Regions from separate parts of the Mus musculus genome. Here region 2 is linked to region 1. The links are chromatin loops, found by intact Hi-C in ENCODE. Cell type or tissue: left cerebral cortex. All regions are shown on one strand. Each heading gives the region's core, and the rest is flanking DNA. Links, peaks and the distances in the headings are about the cores only.

Evidence for each region. Hi-C counts contacts between places; a loop is a spot of excess contacts. Peaks named below come from ENCODE experiments on the same cell type or tissue, not always from the same donor. Only the 100,000 strongest peaks of a DNase experiment are listed, where the experiment ranks them.
Region 2: it touches region 1 in a loop (5-fold over the local background); 5 of 42 quality-filtered maps call a loop at or near these places.

What each region holds. Positions count from the first base shown.
Region 1 is chr13:83,657,189-83,664,756 of GRCm38, reverse strand. Mef2c (myocyte enhancer factor 2C) reads right to left here. Exons shown (of 11, transcript NM_001347575.1): 11 at 1-2,354. The coding sequence ends at 2,126. It overlaps Gm52044 (a long non-coding RNA gene), which reads left to right and starts at 2,450. Exons shown (of 3, transcript XR_003950630.1): 1 at 2,450-3,205; 2 at 4,577-4,631; 3 at 6,240-7,568. In left cerebral cortex, for the core only: CTCF peaks have their summits at 2,604 and 3,858 (motif pointing left); a DNase peak (open chromatin) is centred at 2,427; H3K4me3 peaks cover 981 bases; H3K27ac peaks cover 4,431 bases.
Region 2 is chr13:84,344,136-84,351,703 of GRCm38, reverse strand. Gm41011 (a long non-coding RNA gene) reads right to left here. Exons shown (of 2, transcript XR_873707.3): 1 at 2,805-7,568; 2 at 1-1,070. Among named protein-coding and RNA genes, the nearest start is that of Gm41011, 4.0 kb to the right of the region's middle. In left cerebral cortex, for the core only: a CTCF peak has its summit at 3,667; DNase peaks (open chromatin) are centred at 4,125, 4,388, 5,335, 5,721 and 5 more places; H3K4me3 peaks cover 4,356 bases; H3K27ac peaks cover 5,000 bases.

The sequences.
Region 1 (7,568 bases), core at 793-5,792:
AACTGGATAAGCACGTCCTACACGTGACCTGGCAGGGCTAATGTTACTGCATTCTTTGTTCTGTATGTCAGGATTAATGACAGGATGAATCGACAGATCTTCACATTCCAAGAGAAGGGAATAATTCCTAGCCTGAAATACCACTTCAACACTATATATTGACTCTTTATGGCACTCACTTTTAAAGGGGTCTGAAAATTAATCCCTTACACAAGAATATTAGACAAGAGTTAAATTATCTTGAAAATTAAAAAAAAGGGGGGGGGACATAGAGAAAGGTTTGTTTTTTTTTTTTTTTAAAGTGGGATTTCTTGAAATGGCTGTTAAATTTCTTTATTGAAGAAAAAAATAGGTGACATACATGCTTTAGGCAGAAGTGACATTTGGGGGTCCTGACACACCAGGCTGTTCAACAGTCCTATACTGCTGACAACATTGTTATGGGTCAGTTAAAATCATGAAGGTGGATACCAAGTAACTACCCTTTAACTGTTTCCTTCCTCTCCAGCACCCAGGCTTTCACCTTGTTCTCCTCCAGAACTCTGTAACTTATCCATCAAGTAAAGCAGGTCGGTCGCCCCCAGGACCCAGCTTGCAGGACTTAGGCTCCAACACAGCTTCTTACTCTGGGCATATTTCTAAAAAACATCCAACTCAAGGCTGAAAATAAACTATGTAAATTTAGAATATGGGCAAGTTAGGATACAAACTTACAGAATTCCAAGATGTATGGTGAAATGAAGAGAGATCTGAAAGGGGCCCTGCTTTTGATAAAATGAAAAGAAACCAACAATTCAAAACCAAACCAAAAAAAAAAATAGTTTGAAAGAAACCAATTAGTATATACAATGGATGTCAGTTGACCCAATAGTTTGCTGACGTTTTAAAAACAATTTAGGATGTTGCAATGTAATATGTTCTAACCCCACAGCTTATCCTTTTGACAGCTGACCTTGAACTTATAAAATGTATGCAGAGTAAAAGAAATCAGAAAGAAAATAGTTACTCAAATGTGCAACTGCACAAATATACCCCCCTCCCGCTATTAAGAAAACAAAACTTCTGCCATTACCATAATATTATATATATTAGAAAGCTATACACAAGCATGTTAATTTCACAGATTTTTAAAAGATTCTTAATATTTTATATAATTAGAAATACACATTTCAAAAACAAAACTTCTACAAAGAGAAAACAGTTATCTTGGTTAGCAAAGCATGGAGATCCTCATGGCTTAGGGTAGTGCTTTCTATACAAAAAGTCCTTGGTGGGTTTTTACAGGACTGTTTAAAATATTAGCGAAGCTATTGAGGGAAAAACACATTTTGGCTTAAGTAAACTACAAAAAGCCACAAATGCTTTGCAAACTCTTTCTTACCTTTTATATGAAAATAAGCAAAATGTAATGTACATATTTTTATATTTTTATTTAATAAGAGATGCAGACCCAGATTTATTTATTTAATTAAATATGTTAGCTCTCAAACGCCACACTTTTTTTTCCCTTTCCTTTCCTTTCCTTTCTTCTCTTTTCTTTTAAGGTAGGTATGGTCCTCTCTGAATGGTTTCTGATCCTTTTGAATGAGTGCCATACGCCAATGATATGCCTGCAGGTTTGTGAGCGTGCTTGGATGTTAGGTGACAGGCGTGTTCCTACAATTACCGGTAGTCACCACTTGCCGGGTCTGTCCAAACCTCTATACATTTTTCTATATGTTGCATAACAGCTGCTCTCTCTTTCAGTAAAGATCTGCCGCTTTTGGCAAATGTTTCCTTTTGTCTATTTACATGTAAATAACGTTGAACCTGCAACATGACACTATCTATTGTAACATACATTTTGCAAAGGGTCACAACAGTGAAAAGAAGTTAGCCTTAAAATCTATTTTGTACAAGTGTTCTGTTGTACAACTCAAGTGCTAAGCGTATCTCAGCATTTCTGTTTATCTTTATACTGTATCACTGAGGCAATTTAAAAGTACTTTTACAAAACAGAGTACCTGACTTTTTTTTTTTTTTCCACACACGGCACATATAATGCATATCGACCCCCCCTTCCCCATTAAGGTATAGCACACACACACACTGCAAGAAAAAAAAAAACTATTAAGTAATAATGTGATCATGTTGCCCATCCTTCAGAGAGTCGCATGCGCTTGACTGAAGGACTTTCCCTTTCGTCCGGCGAAGGTCTGGTGAGTCCAATGGGGGAGTGGAATTCGTTCCGGTGATCCTCTCGGTCGCTCCCATCGTAGGAACTGCTACAGCTGCTCAAGCTGTCAACAGGAGACCTCCCCGCCTCGTGGCGCGTGGTGTGTTGTGGGTATCTCGAAGGGGTGGTGGTACGGTCTCTAGGAGGAGAAACAGGTTCTGACTTGATGCTGAGGCTTTGAGTAGAAGGCAGGGAGAGATTTGAACTCTGAGATAAATGAGTGCTAGTGCAAGCTCTGTAGGAGGAAAGGAAACCCAGTTACAGATGGAGGAGGCCTGCAGGCCCCGGAACTCACATTACAAACACATCAGCTTAAAGACTTGCATAGACTCACATGCCCCGCGTGAGTGCAGCTAGGCACTAGGGGCAGCACAGCCTAGAGTCATGGAGAATGGCTGTGCCTGGTGGTAAACACACTACTTAACTGGCCCAGGCCTCAGGGAATCATCTCCAGCTCCTAAGAGACTCTGTAACTGTATAGATTACCTTTTCATAAAGGACTAAGACATGGTACAACAGTCGTTCTGTGTTCACGGAATTTTCCCCTTATACTATTTCCAATCCTTAATTTTCTGAACCTTGGAAGATGGTGTTTGATTGTTGAATGGGACTTTTTTTGTTTTACCAATGCCTGTATTTGAGATTATTTTTAAAAACGTGTTATTTAAAAAAAAAAACCTCTCTCCCTTCAACCAATATGCCCATATAAATGGAGATATGTACTACTAAGGGAAAGCAAACAGCTTGAACCTCAAATGAACAGAATACATCAAGCACTGTATAATTATATATAACTGATGAAAAGTTTGGGAGGGGGAGGAGGAGGGAAAAGACTGAATATTATTTGCACAAAATTTAAAAACTGGTTTAAAATCGTCTCACTAAAGCTGTTACCTAGCTGGATTTTCTCTATCATTTGCAGCTGTGTCTGTAGTTCGCAATTCCTTTAATCTTAACATGGATAAGCAGCAGTAACAATGGGTGCTTAAGGTAATACTTCTCTTATTTATAACTAACAGTAACAGGTGAATCTGTTGTTACTGAAGGAAAGAGTGTGGCAAAGAAGGATGGAGTGTGCCATTACTGTGTCTCTGATCGTCACTGAATGAGAGTGCACTCTGGGAGACTTAGGACAACCCTTAACCTAAGAGAAAAGCATTAAGCCATTAAGTGTGGACTGGCGTTGAGTGACTGATCAGGGTGAACTGTGCTCAGTCGGCTGTCATCAGTGCTAAGATTTTTGCGTGCTTGTTTGTTTTGTTTTGCTATTGCTTCCTGATCGCACTGACATGCACGTCTAGTCAATCTGATCCAATTGTACTGTCAAGAAAGTACTGCTGTCTCTTTAATTGTGGGATATTCACGGAAAATAATTATATGTACAGAGACACCAGTTTTAAACAAAAGGAAGCAAGGCTACCTATTAATGTATGCAATTATGCAGCTCTCTAACAGAGAAAACTACGTGTGGGCAAGTGTCTTTCTGAACAGCGAGACAAGGCGAGTGTATTTTAGAGACAACAGTGGCATAACTTGGGTCTGGCCTTTTGGGAGATGCGACACAGGGTTAAGATGTACAGAGGTAGAAAATTAGTCAGAAACGAATTTATCTTTGAGTAATGTTTTATACAAAAGCACCACCTACTGGCGAGGAATGACTCTCCCCTTGTTAGTGGATGCAATAACATGGAGGACATTAGAGAGGGGGCTCTGTGTTGCTTTAATTTAAGAGCCCCCCCCCCTTTTTTTTAGGCAGTCTGAGCTCAGCTATAGATGCCAATCGCAATGCACATGGTTTTCAATCTCTGTTTATTCGTGGAACTACTTATCTGAAGCTTATTATTTTAGTCTATATTAGATCTCTGATTTTTCTAAGACTTTTAATTAAACTGTCTTTAAATAAAGATTATATTAAGATGGGGGACAGGAAAACACCTGTATTTCAAAGGCTTCATAATGGTGGACTATTTTATTCTGGTTCAAAGTTACTTAATGATTCATTTTGATGTTTGAGGAAATCCTCTTTTGATTTCAGGAAGAAAGAGTTTTCCTGGCTCTGGGTAAGAAAAGCTATTCACTAACGTTTAATTAAGTGCTTCTGCTGTGGATCATACAAGAGCTTAATAGTAAATGCAAATTAGGAGCCTTGAAATGACACAGCATATCAACAAATACTTTTCCTCACTCTTCAACATTTAGCTTCTATTCCTCTAAATACAGTAGAATGGGAAACTTCTAAAAGTTTAGTGAGTTGGGTTACATAGGTAACTTGTCTATATAAATGAATTTAAAAGTAGTACAGACAATATGATGTGCCTTTAATGTCATGAGAAACATGAATTATCCTTCTATTTGTTTCAGTTCCCAATATCACTGGTCATGCAGGAGTTTCGCTGCATCTTGCTCCCCACAAAAGGTAGAGTATTAATTTGTTGATAACTCTTTTCCATGTCTGAAACCACTTAACTGGTGGTGGGATTTCACTTGACAGCACACATGTACACAAGCTTAGTCTGAGCTGGGTAGCTGTTGGAATTAAGTCTGCAGCACAGAACTCTATATGGTGTCTCCAGCTCGACTTCATTTCACTTTACTACAGCCCGCAGCATAGACTGGCTAATCTCTGCTATCAGAGGTACTTTCTTGCCAACAGAAGGCAGCTTTAATACTCCTTAACTGAACATATGCTAGCTTGTTCTTGGGAACAAAATATAGCCGTAGATAATTGTGAGACTACAGGTGTGAGTGACTGAGAAAGAGGTAGGAGGAGGGGCGGGGTCGGGCACTCGGGTAATTTGTCAGGCCCTCTGAGCTACTTCTAATCCACTATACAGGATTTTAAGCTGAGAAAACTTACCCTTCCTTCAAATTTCTCAGAGATAAAGTGTGAATAGTTTTATTTAAGTTCCTCTCACTCTGCACCCCAATCAAATCAGGTTTTCTTACTAGACTTATCTTTTCCCTATCTGTGAGGCAGAGGCTCATTACATATACCAGTCTGGCCTCAAACGTTTAATCCTCCTGTCTCAGCTTCCTAAGTGCTGAGATGATAGGTATGCATATAGCACTCAATTCAATCCTTTTTTTTTTTTAAAAAAAGATCGATTTGTTTTTATTTATGTGTATATGCGTATATGTCTGTGTGAGCATATGTGTGCAGGTGCCTGAGGAGGTCAGGAGAAGGTGTTAGATTCTCCAGAGCTACAGTTACAGGCATTTGTGAAGCACCTGACATGGCTGCTGAGGTTTCTGCCTAACTAGTAAACACTTTTAGTTGCTGAGACACCACCTGCTCAGGCAACGCAGTCCTGGCTGGCCTGGTACTTACTATATAAGGCACTAGCTTGGGACCCCACCAGTCCTTGAGACTAACCTTTTAAGAATAACATTTATTCCATGCCTCCTCCACCCCCAACTCCATTCTCAGTATGGATTGAGTCCTGTCATCAACAACAAGAAAATGTCCCTTTTCTGGAAAATATTGTCCAGAAAGCAGGTTGTCCTTTTCTAGACAGCAATAAAAACAAAACAAAACAAAACAAAACAAAACAAAACAAAACAAAACAAAACAAAACAAAACAAAACCACCTAAAAGTCAAGGGTTGTTCCTCTAAAATGTCGAGTTCCCCTCCAGGCATGTCTCTTTCTACACAAAATTAACATTGCTTCTCATCTAAACTCACCGGATAAAATGCATGCTACATAGTTTAGAAAGCCTAGCTTTGAAGGCAGTGCTTTTAAAGGACAAAGTGCGCTTGTCTTTCGCAGACAAAGAAGAGTTCTATTCTACTCTTGCAATCTGGAGAGAGAATTACAGTAGCCATTTTAGGCTTCTGGGAGGACCGACTTTAGTGGAGCTAAACATCTCTCCCCTTCTTTGCTTAAACTACAGTTCCTATCCAGAGGACGGGCACTCAGCGCAGGTCCGTGAGGTGGTTTGACTTGAGAAACATATTCAGTCCCTTTCACGGTAACTGATCCATTCTCTCATAAACTAAAGCAGTTTATGTACTTTATTTTACAGAAACATTAGAACGTGGGGGCTTTCTACAAAACAGTTTGTAAGGGGATGAGACAGCTTGTCTGAATACACCTTTCAAGAAGCCACCGTGAGAGAGAACTAGGGAGAACATGTATGGTGACAGAAGAGGTGGGTGGTGTTAACAGTGCTTTCCTTCTGAGATGTAGGGATGTGATGAAGATCAAGTGCACACCGTACACTAAACTCAAACTATGCACACGATGGTTGGCTCTGAAAGAAATGGTAGGAATGGAGTCCTCAGCTACTTCAATTCTAGTTTCTTCTAGTCGGGGTCTCCACTCACTCCCTTTTCATTTAAGCCTTGTAGAAATTATGTTTCCTGCTTGTGATAGGTTTTTAAATTGTGGGTATAGTCAAAATAACAGATATGTGTATAACCTCATAACTAAAAATGATCTGGTGTTACAAGCAAAAGAAAAGTGGCATTCTAATGAAATGGCGTGGGACTTAAATGTTTATTGTGAATTTGTTTATTCTGTGTATGTGAGTGCAAGTACATGAACACCTATAGTAACCGATCCTCTCCTTCCACCATGTGGATCCCAGCAATCCAAGTCAGGTAGGTTGTCATAGTTATTAAGTGAGGTTTGGTGACAAGCAGCGTTAGCCCTTGAGCCACCTGGATGGTGTGATTATAGGGCTTTTTGATATGGATAATGTCTTTCAGGGGGATGGAATTTAGTGCTATGACAGATGAATTTTGTGAAAAATGAGAAATGAACAATTCCTTTTCTTACTGACAAGAAGTAGGTCAGTATAATATTGTGACTACGTATGTAAACTCCTGTGGATAGTATTACGAACTTGGTGGCAATTTCCAGAAAATAAAAAGTTATTGCAGCCAGAATCTACTTACATAATTAGCACTGGAGGGAAAGTTTAAATGTCTTAAAAAGAGAAACTCATTGTATAAAATGTAAAATGTAAAATATGTTAAAAGCCTTGATACATCTTCAATGTCAACACTCTTTCAAGAAAGCACAACCATGATGCCATGTGGATTTGCTTCATTGCACACACAGAAGGCTAGGTTTTCCATGGCAGTGAGTAGTCAATGGGGTGGCCGTGGCAAGTGCTGACTGCTGAATGGTATCTCAGAACTCTGGTCTATGTTCTGTCCATACCAAATGATGTTCAGTGGGAGAGGGGAGACAAAGGGGCAAGAACAGCGAGTTGTAGTAATGATTAGTGATGCTTGTTTGCATCACTACCTCCCTAGGCATACAGATACAAGACTAGTTAGTTAATTGGTAACTAAAGTGGCTTAGTAGAAAACTGAAAGTGGGGAGAGCACGTAGGATGTTGGTAAAA
Region 2 (7,568 bases), core at 1,009-6,008, 690 kb before region 1:
CAATTGCAGCATTAGGGACAAAATGGGGGTCATTCTAAATTACCTATTTGAATGGAGGGCCGTATATGAACCTGTGTGGGGCAATCAGCCCTTCCTCAAAACCATCACTAACACTAGAAAACGCTAGTTTGGAATCATTACAGTTAGCTTAGCCTGGAAGATAGTAGATGCTGTGGCCAATACATTTGGCATGATTAATGAGTGGAATTTGTGGCAGCAGGAAAAAAAAGTGCTTTTTAGTGGAGGAATCTTAAAATCAAAAACAGTGGTGTGTGTACTCTTCTGCTCTTTGGTAAAGGATGACTTTATGCTACAGGTGGACTTTTTTTTTTCCCAAGGTGGCCTAGAGCCTTAAAGCCAAAATGCGACATTTACATCTCTTGATTTATAGACTTCATAACCTTTACTTAAGAATTTACACAAAGTCAACTCCCAGTGTTTCTTTTCTAAGTATGTCCGTACTTGAACAGTTAGAAGACACAGATGCTATTAACAGCCCAGACTGGGGATGACACTCCAAGGCCCATGGATAGCAAACAGATACAAACCTAAAATAAAACTGAGGCCTGTTTGACTGATCAACTGTATTACATCACAGCAGGCCCTTAATCTTGGTGTTAGCCACATTTCACAGCTAGGTTTGTCCTCCAGCGCACTCTGAAGCCCACCGGGAAGGAGAGGGCATCTCATCAGTATTCCTCCTGATGGATTGTTGCCAAGACAAACGAGCTTACAAGCAGCCATGAGAAGATGAGAGCTCTTTAAAATAAATCCACACGAAGTTCTTAGCAGGCAGGAATCCATCCCTATCTGACTCTAGAACTCTGAAGCAGACATTTAAATAACTGTGGACAAATTCAGCACTCGGTCTATACTGCCCAGCTGTCAGCTTCTCAGGGAACCATGGAGAAATATGCCAAAGGAAGCAAAAGCCTAAAGGTAGACCAGGTATAGGCGTCATTACGTCATTACTGTGAATCCTTCCAAGTGTTCAGGATGCTTTTGTTGGTGATGCATTTGCCATACATGGAACCAGTGGGAGCCATCAGTAACTAGAGCTCAATCTGAACCTGTGAGGACAAAGGTCAATCTTCAATAAAGGTTTGGGAAACATTTGGCAATAAGGCATAGTCCCAGACAAGGGAACGATTCTGATCTCCAACCATTATTACTGGTTAATCTTTCTGCTCAACTCCGTGCAAAAGCCCGGGAACCTGTGTGATTTCTTATACGTTTCACCATTATACTGTATTTAATACCAGTTTATCAACGGAGCATCTGGGCAGAAATATCTGAACACATTTATCACATATAGCATTGTAATTATTTACAAGAAATCTACATTACACATGGGGAGGGGGGAGACAATCCCTAAAATTAAGAAAGTATGTATCCTCTGGGGTGCTGAAATTGGTGAGATATCTCAGTGGGTAATGCTATAGGAAAGGCACCTGATGAAAAAAAGCAATGCTACAGGACTCCATTTCTATGACATTCGGGGGGAAAAGGTGAAGTGTGGTGATGGAGTCAAGGTCAAAGGTCTCTCAGTCTCAAGGGTAAGAGAAGAAGCAACCATAAAGACAGTAAAGGAATTGGGGAGCTGTTGTTTCCTGCTTCCAGGACTGTGAATCCATAAAGCTTACAGAATTCAGCACCCTTAAAGAGCGGCTTTCACTGTATGTAGATTGAAATTTTAATTCAAGACTATAAAAGCTTCTCATGGGCTACACTTTTCTTTCCCCCATTCAGGAAAATTGTCTTCTGAGTATTCTGATTCCTTCTGCTTATCATATTCAAGATTTTAAATTTAGCATCAGCGCCAGCTTTTCCATAAAGCCTTCCCATGAGTATGTTTCCTCATATTCTAGCTCTTTAAAAGGAATAAGCATTACTCAGAGCTCGAATCTTTATGACTAAAACATGTCCTCTCCTTCCTCCAGTTTCCACACCCATTCCCTGACACGATTTTATGCCTCCTATCATGCAACTTCTGTGTTTTTGTAGTCTGTTACAGTGTTATGTTAATAGACATTAACATTGCATTAATATCACATTCTCTTGTGATTTGCTTTTTCATCCAACACTGCCTTCAAGATCGTCCATTCACTCTTAATTGCTGCCCTGTTTCACTATAGGAATGTACCAACTCGCCGCCGGTTCACTGCAGTCTAAGAGCTCTCTGAACTGTTTCCTGTTGGGCTGGGAAGCACCACCTACATATTTCCCTCCAGCTAGAGCAGGAGCAGCTCAAGGGCAGAAACCGTTCTGAGCTGCTTGCTGTTTCTTTTCCTAATTTCCGTGGCACCTGGGAACTGCCAGCCACGTGAAGCGCTTTGCCTGGAAGATATTGCTCTGTTCTCGGCACACAAAACGCCCTCGATTCAAAAAAAAAAAAAAAAAAAAAAGTGTTCGGTAAATAATCTTAGCAAAGTGCGTGTTTAAATTTGCTAAGCCCTCACTTGTCCACCGAGTAAGATTTAAGGGGAACCTGCTGCAATTTCCTCTAGAAAGTCCTGAAGGTATTTCAGGGCAGAAGTAGATCTATAAAACAAGGTCACGCCACAGTTCCGGTTCCTCCTAAGAGGATCTCCAAGCACTCTAAAAGCGCGGTTTTCGCGACGGTATTTTCCCCAACTTTTAAAGGAATCCAGGTCAGTTCAGTGCGTTATTCAAAACTTGAAAATGTTTAGGGCGGCTTGGAAGAGCCTTGGTCACAGTCTGCGTATGCATAATACTAGCAAATTCGCCTTCTCACAGAATTATTTTTCCTTTCCGTAGGTCCCAGGTCATGTTTCCGTACCTACCATTTAACTTCCCACCTCAAGCAGGTCCAGCGCCACTGGTCGTACTGCTAGCCGCACTTCCCAACCTTCCTGCTCCTAAGAAGATATAACACCCTTTGATCTCCTCTCCAGTGCTTTGTGGCTTAAGGAACCTTGATGTGCAAGACAAATATGCTCTGTAACTGTGCGCACGCGGAACCATCTATCATCACCCTGCCTTTAAACATGACCGGTACTTTGTGTGTTTCAGAGAAATTAATCTGCTGTTTAGTGGAAGAAAACCAAGGCAAAACCATCTTCCTGCATGCACCGTCTTCTTGCAGACTCAACAGCATTTTCAGTGTCTCGGGCTCCCGCTCCGTAAACCACAAACTTGACCTTCGAGCGGATTTCAAAAGCAGAGGTTTCCTCCCTCTCCCTCTCTGGCTCCTATGGAGCGCCTGGGCATACTTGTGGGTAGCAGCTGCATGTACCAGAGCTGGGAACTATACGTCGAGGAGACTTGGAGATACTAGTGGGCGGCAGGGTGGGGGCTGGGGAGCGAGGCAAAGATGGGCGGGAGGAGAGGGAGAGAGGATGGGGTGGAGGGGGAGGATAGATCTGTCTGCATATGCATGAAGCACCCAGCACTGCCCTCTTCCCAAGCAGCTGCTGTGTGGGAGGCGGAGGAGGAAGGGGGAAGGGAAGGACTAAGATGGGCGGGGCGGCAGAAACTGCCTTTAAACTGGACCTCGGTTTGGAGGGCGAAAGAGGTGATTTGCATGGCGTCCGGTGATTGGCTGAGGTCCGAGGGCTGGGTCTGAGAGGCGGCCTCTGAATGGTTTAAGGAGAAAATCTCTGAATTCTGATTTCTAAAGTCGGGACCGCCGGGTAGATGCAGTATGCAATCAGGACGCAAGGAGGCGCGATGTCCTATCTTTGTTCTGCTTAAAAGGTCTTTTTCCGTCCTCCTTCAGCCGTCCCCGCCCCCACCCCCACGCGCAGACTCACGCAGAAAGTGCAGAGAAACCCTGTGATCCAGTCAACTGGCACTGCCCCGTCTATTAAGAAAGATGAACGCTCCTTTCTCTTCCATCTCCTTCATGGGAGACCACTTTTCATTTCAGATTATCACATCAATAAATATTCTTCGAGGAACAAAAAAGGCACTTTGCCAAAAGATAAAAGAATATATGTGAAATGTGTGGACTGTAGAGAAAGGCACTACACGAAGGCAAAAGAATAGAAGCACATATGTAAATAACGCACATAATCACATCAAGAACACAAAACACAAGGGCAGATACAGACAGGGCACCCGGAGAGAACGTGGGCTGCTCCCAAGGTCCTCAGAGTCTGCATGCTTCCCACACGCAGAGGCACACACCCGCTGATGAGCCAATGATCTTCCCCAACACACAAGCACACACACATAACACACACCTCAGAAAAGGCATTCACGCGAATTCACACGCAGTGAAAATTTTGCAGAGGAAATACTAGAGCAGAATTAAATGGTTTATCCCCTCCCCCTCCAAAATATACTCAAGCAAAATGATTCTACTTGCATATTACTAATACACGCAGGGCACTGAAAGGAGGAAAATGGCTCCAGTTGGGGCACACAGTGGAGAATACGTGTGTACAATGCATACACAGACACACGCGCGCGCGAGCATCTGTGGGCGGGACACACCCACAGCCTGTGTCCTCTGCCCATGGGCACAGGCAGAGGACAGATTCCATCAGCAGCGCTCAGTACAATTGTCGGAAGAAGAAACCCACCCTATTCGGCAACTATGAAACATGTCAGAGTGCCAAGGGTTTCTAAGACCCAGATCAATACATTCTTGTTACAAAAGTGGTCAAAAAAATAATTGATGCATCTTAGATAATTGAGTGCTGTAGCATATTCGCTCAAACAATACTTCGAAATGACTTCAGCCTGAAGATAGCTTTCTAAACTGAAAAAAAAAAAAAAATCCCTAAGAAATTAGATGTTCATTTGCTTTCTCTTGTTTTTTTATTATTATTATTTTTAAATAATAGTATGAATGCTAGTAGAGACAGCATTTTTCTCTTCCTCCAAAAGAGGGGAACTGATTTTGTTTTGTGAACCCAGGAGCTTTCCAGTTGGTTTCCCAGTGAAAAAGGTGGCAGGAGGGTCCTCTGCTTACCCTCCCAGCCAGACAGCACCACAAAAGGCATTATTACACATCCCAAATTGCAAGGGCTGTCTATATATTTACGAATCTGTTCAAATATTTAACCTCTTAACTTGCTAAATACCCCCTCTTCTTCCTTTCTCCTCTGCGCTCTCCCTCTCCCCCCTGTCTGTCTTCTCTCCAGTCCTTTCTTTTTTCTCTTTCTCTTTCTAAAAAGGAAAGGCATAGAAAGCCCCTTTCTGGAGTTCTTGGAGTGACTGTCACAGTCTCCACCTGACACTGTTTTACTAACGATTTCCTGTCCTAACAACTGTGGGAGCCTTTTTGTTTGTTTGTTTTTTGCAGTCCCAAAGACCGAGTTTGAACCCTCAGTTACATTTCTTAAGTAGAAGCGTTGAGGTTGTCCGCACCCCGCCCCCTCAGCGCAGCTTTTTAACAACTCCTAGGGAAAGCTTTGCCTACATCCGAGGGAGCTTACTGACACTCTACAAATCTCCTGATTCCCGACCCTCTCGATCCCCACACTCTTCATTCGGGATAAACGCTTCTTTGGGCCACCTCTTTCCTGTCAAGGGACGAGTAGAGGGACGAGTGCACAGGAAGAGATCTTCCAAAGACAGCCTGAAATTTTCGTTAGTGTGGGGTGAACAGGAGCGAGGCGCACGTCTGATGCTGGGACCGTCTGGGACCACCACCACAGAGAATCTCAGCCTAAATCTTCTTTTACGGGTCAAATAACGCATTCTAAGGGGCAGAGCAAACTGCGAAGGTATCTGGTGGTGGGCCTTTATGCAGGAACATAAGCTTTCGCAAACATCGAGGTTTCCTTATGTTGATGGGTACAGTGTGGGTACAGCGTGGGTAGAGCGTGCGCACAACAGACTGTGGAACTGACCCCTCACCTCCCAGGCCGCTGCCCAGCCCAGCTCCGCAGGCGGCAGCCCAGGAGAGGGTTCCCATCGATGGATCAATCCACAGATCCATTCCCCCAAAGTGCTCTTGCCTCACCTAGGACTTTCTCCCGTGACACCATTTAAAGTAGCCTGAAAGTGCTTCTCCATGCCTTTGAGGGAGAGGGAGTCTCAAAGAATGTCGGGAAAAGTAAAATAAAATAACAGTGCCGAAAGGAGATTGACTCTCAGCGAATTTCCTCTGGCCTAAAAAAAAAAAAAAGAGAGAAAAGAAAAAGAAAAAAGAAAAGAAAAAGAATAACTTTATTTATAATCCGCTGCCAGCCTTATTTCAGAGAAGATGAAACAATGAAGGTGCAGTTTGGCCAGACAGTAAGATGAGTTTTCATTTGCCCTTTGTTCAATGGTAGGTACATACCAGTTTCAAAGAACTTCGGGGATCCCTCAGCCTGCAAGGTAATCCAGCTCCTAGCCCGCATAAGCATCTTACAGACAAACAGCCCTCAGCCCTGACACTTGCCCTCAGCCAAACTCAAGTTAGGATCACACCTGTCAGTGGTCCAAGAAACTCTCGCCCCCAGAACACCCCAGCAGCTGGACTAACTTAGTGAAAAGCTAAGCTCCCCTCAGTATGGCAATGAACTTTGCTCGCTGCTGTCGGGAGCTAGCACGCCCGCATCAACAGCTCTCAGGGCCCCGCCAAAGCCTTGAGCAAAAGGATAACATACATATTTTTAAGTGGCTTACAAATAAAAAGAAACTAAAAAGAAAAAAAAAACCCAACAACAAAAATAAAAACATTTATGCTTGCTGAAGAGGATGAAAAGCTGTTTGAAAACCAACCAGAACACAAGTATGTTCCCTTTGTGTGCTACATTAGAGGTGGAAGCACACTAGTACTGCATACCGTAGGCACACCCTCTAAAATGTGTGGGTTCGCAGGACTGTATGATTGTCCACCTACTGCTCAAGCCCAGAAGAAAACTGCTACGGTTACTGTTGTTCTAGTTTCTTATCAGAAAAGATATTCATTTGAACACATTATCTAAATCTGCGTAAGAATGAAGGCTGCTTGTCATGCGTCCTTCGTTTTCAGTAATGTGTGCCACCCAATTAGAAGCAATTTAGGCAATCAAGACCGTAGGAGAGAAGAAGGTGTTAAAAATAGGTTTTCTAAAGCCTCAGAACTCTAATTTGGAAGAAAATCTAAAATTACATATGTAACGTTTCTTTACATAAAATAAATACATAATCTGGGAGTCTCTTGTTCCTTTTTCCCTGGGGTCCCTCTCTCTTTGCCTGCCTGGTTCTTAGGTATTCATAAGAGAAGGGAAGTGTAAAGATCAGAAGAAAAGGGTCTGAGGTTTCTAAAATACCTAAAAGATCTGGGAAGGGCTTGGAACAGTTTTTCCCTGGCTTCTCTCTGTCACTATGTCCCCGGACCTTGGTTTTCTGACCCTATCTGCCCTGGCAGGAAAACCGCGGAGAGGTGTGGGGAGACCTAGGGACCCCCTTTCAGGACTAGAGTTCAGAGCCACGGGTTCCCTAGCTGCTTGGGGAAGGCGGACTGGGGAGGTGTGCTCTACGTGTTGGCAGAAAGTTGAGAAAGAAATCAGCACCTTCTGAGGCTTGGACTGGCAAAAAAGGTGAAGATGTATTGAAAGAAAGGGGAAAACACGAAGGTGCACGTGTCCACACAGAAGGGAGAAGGCAAAACTAAAAGATATAAA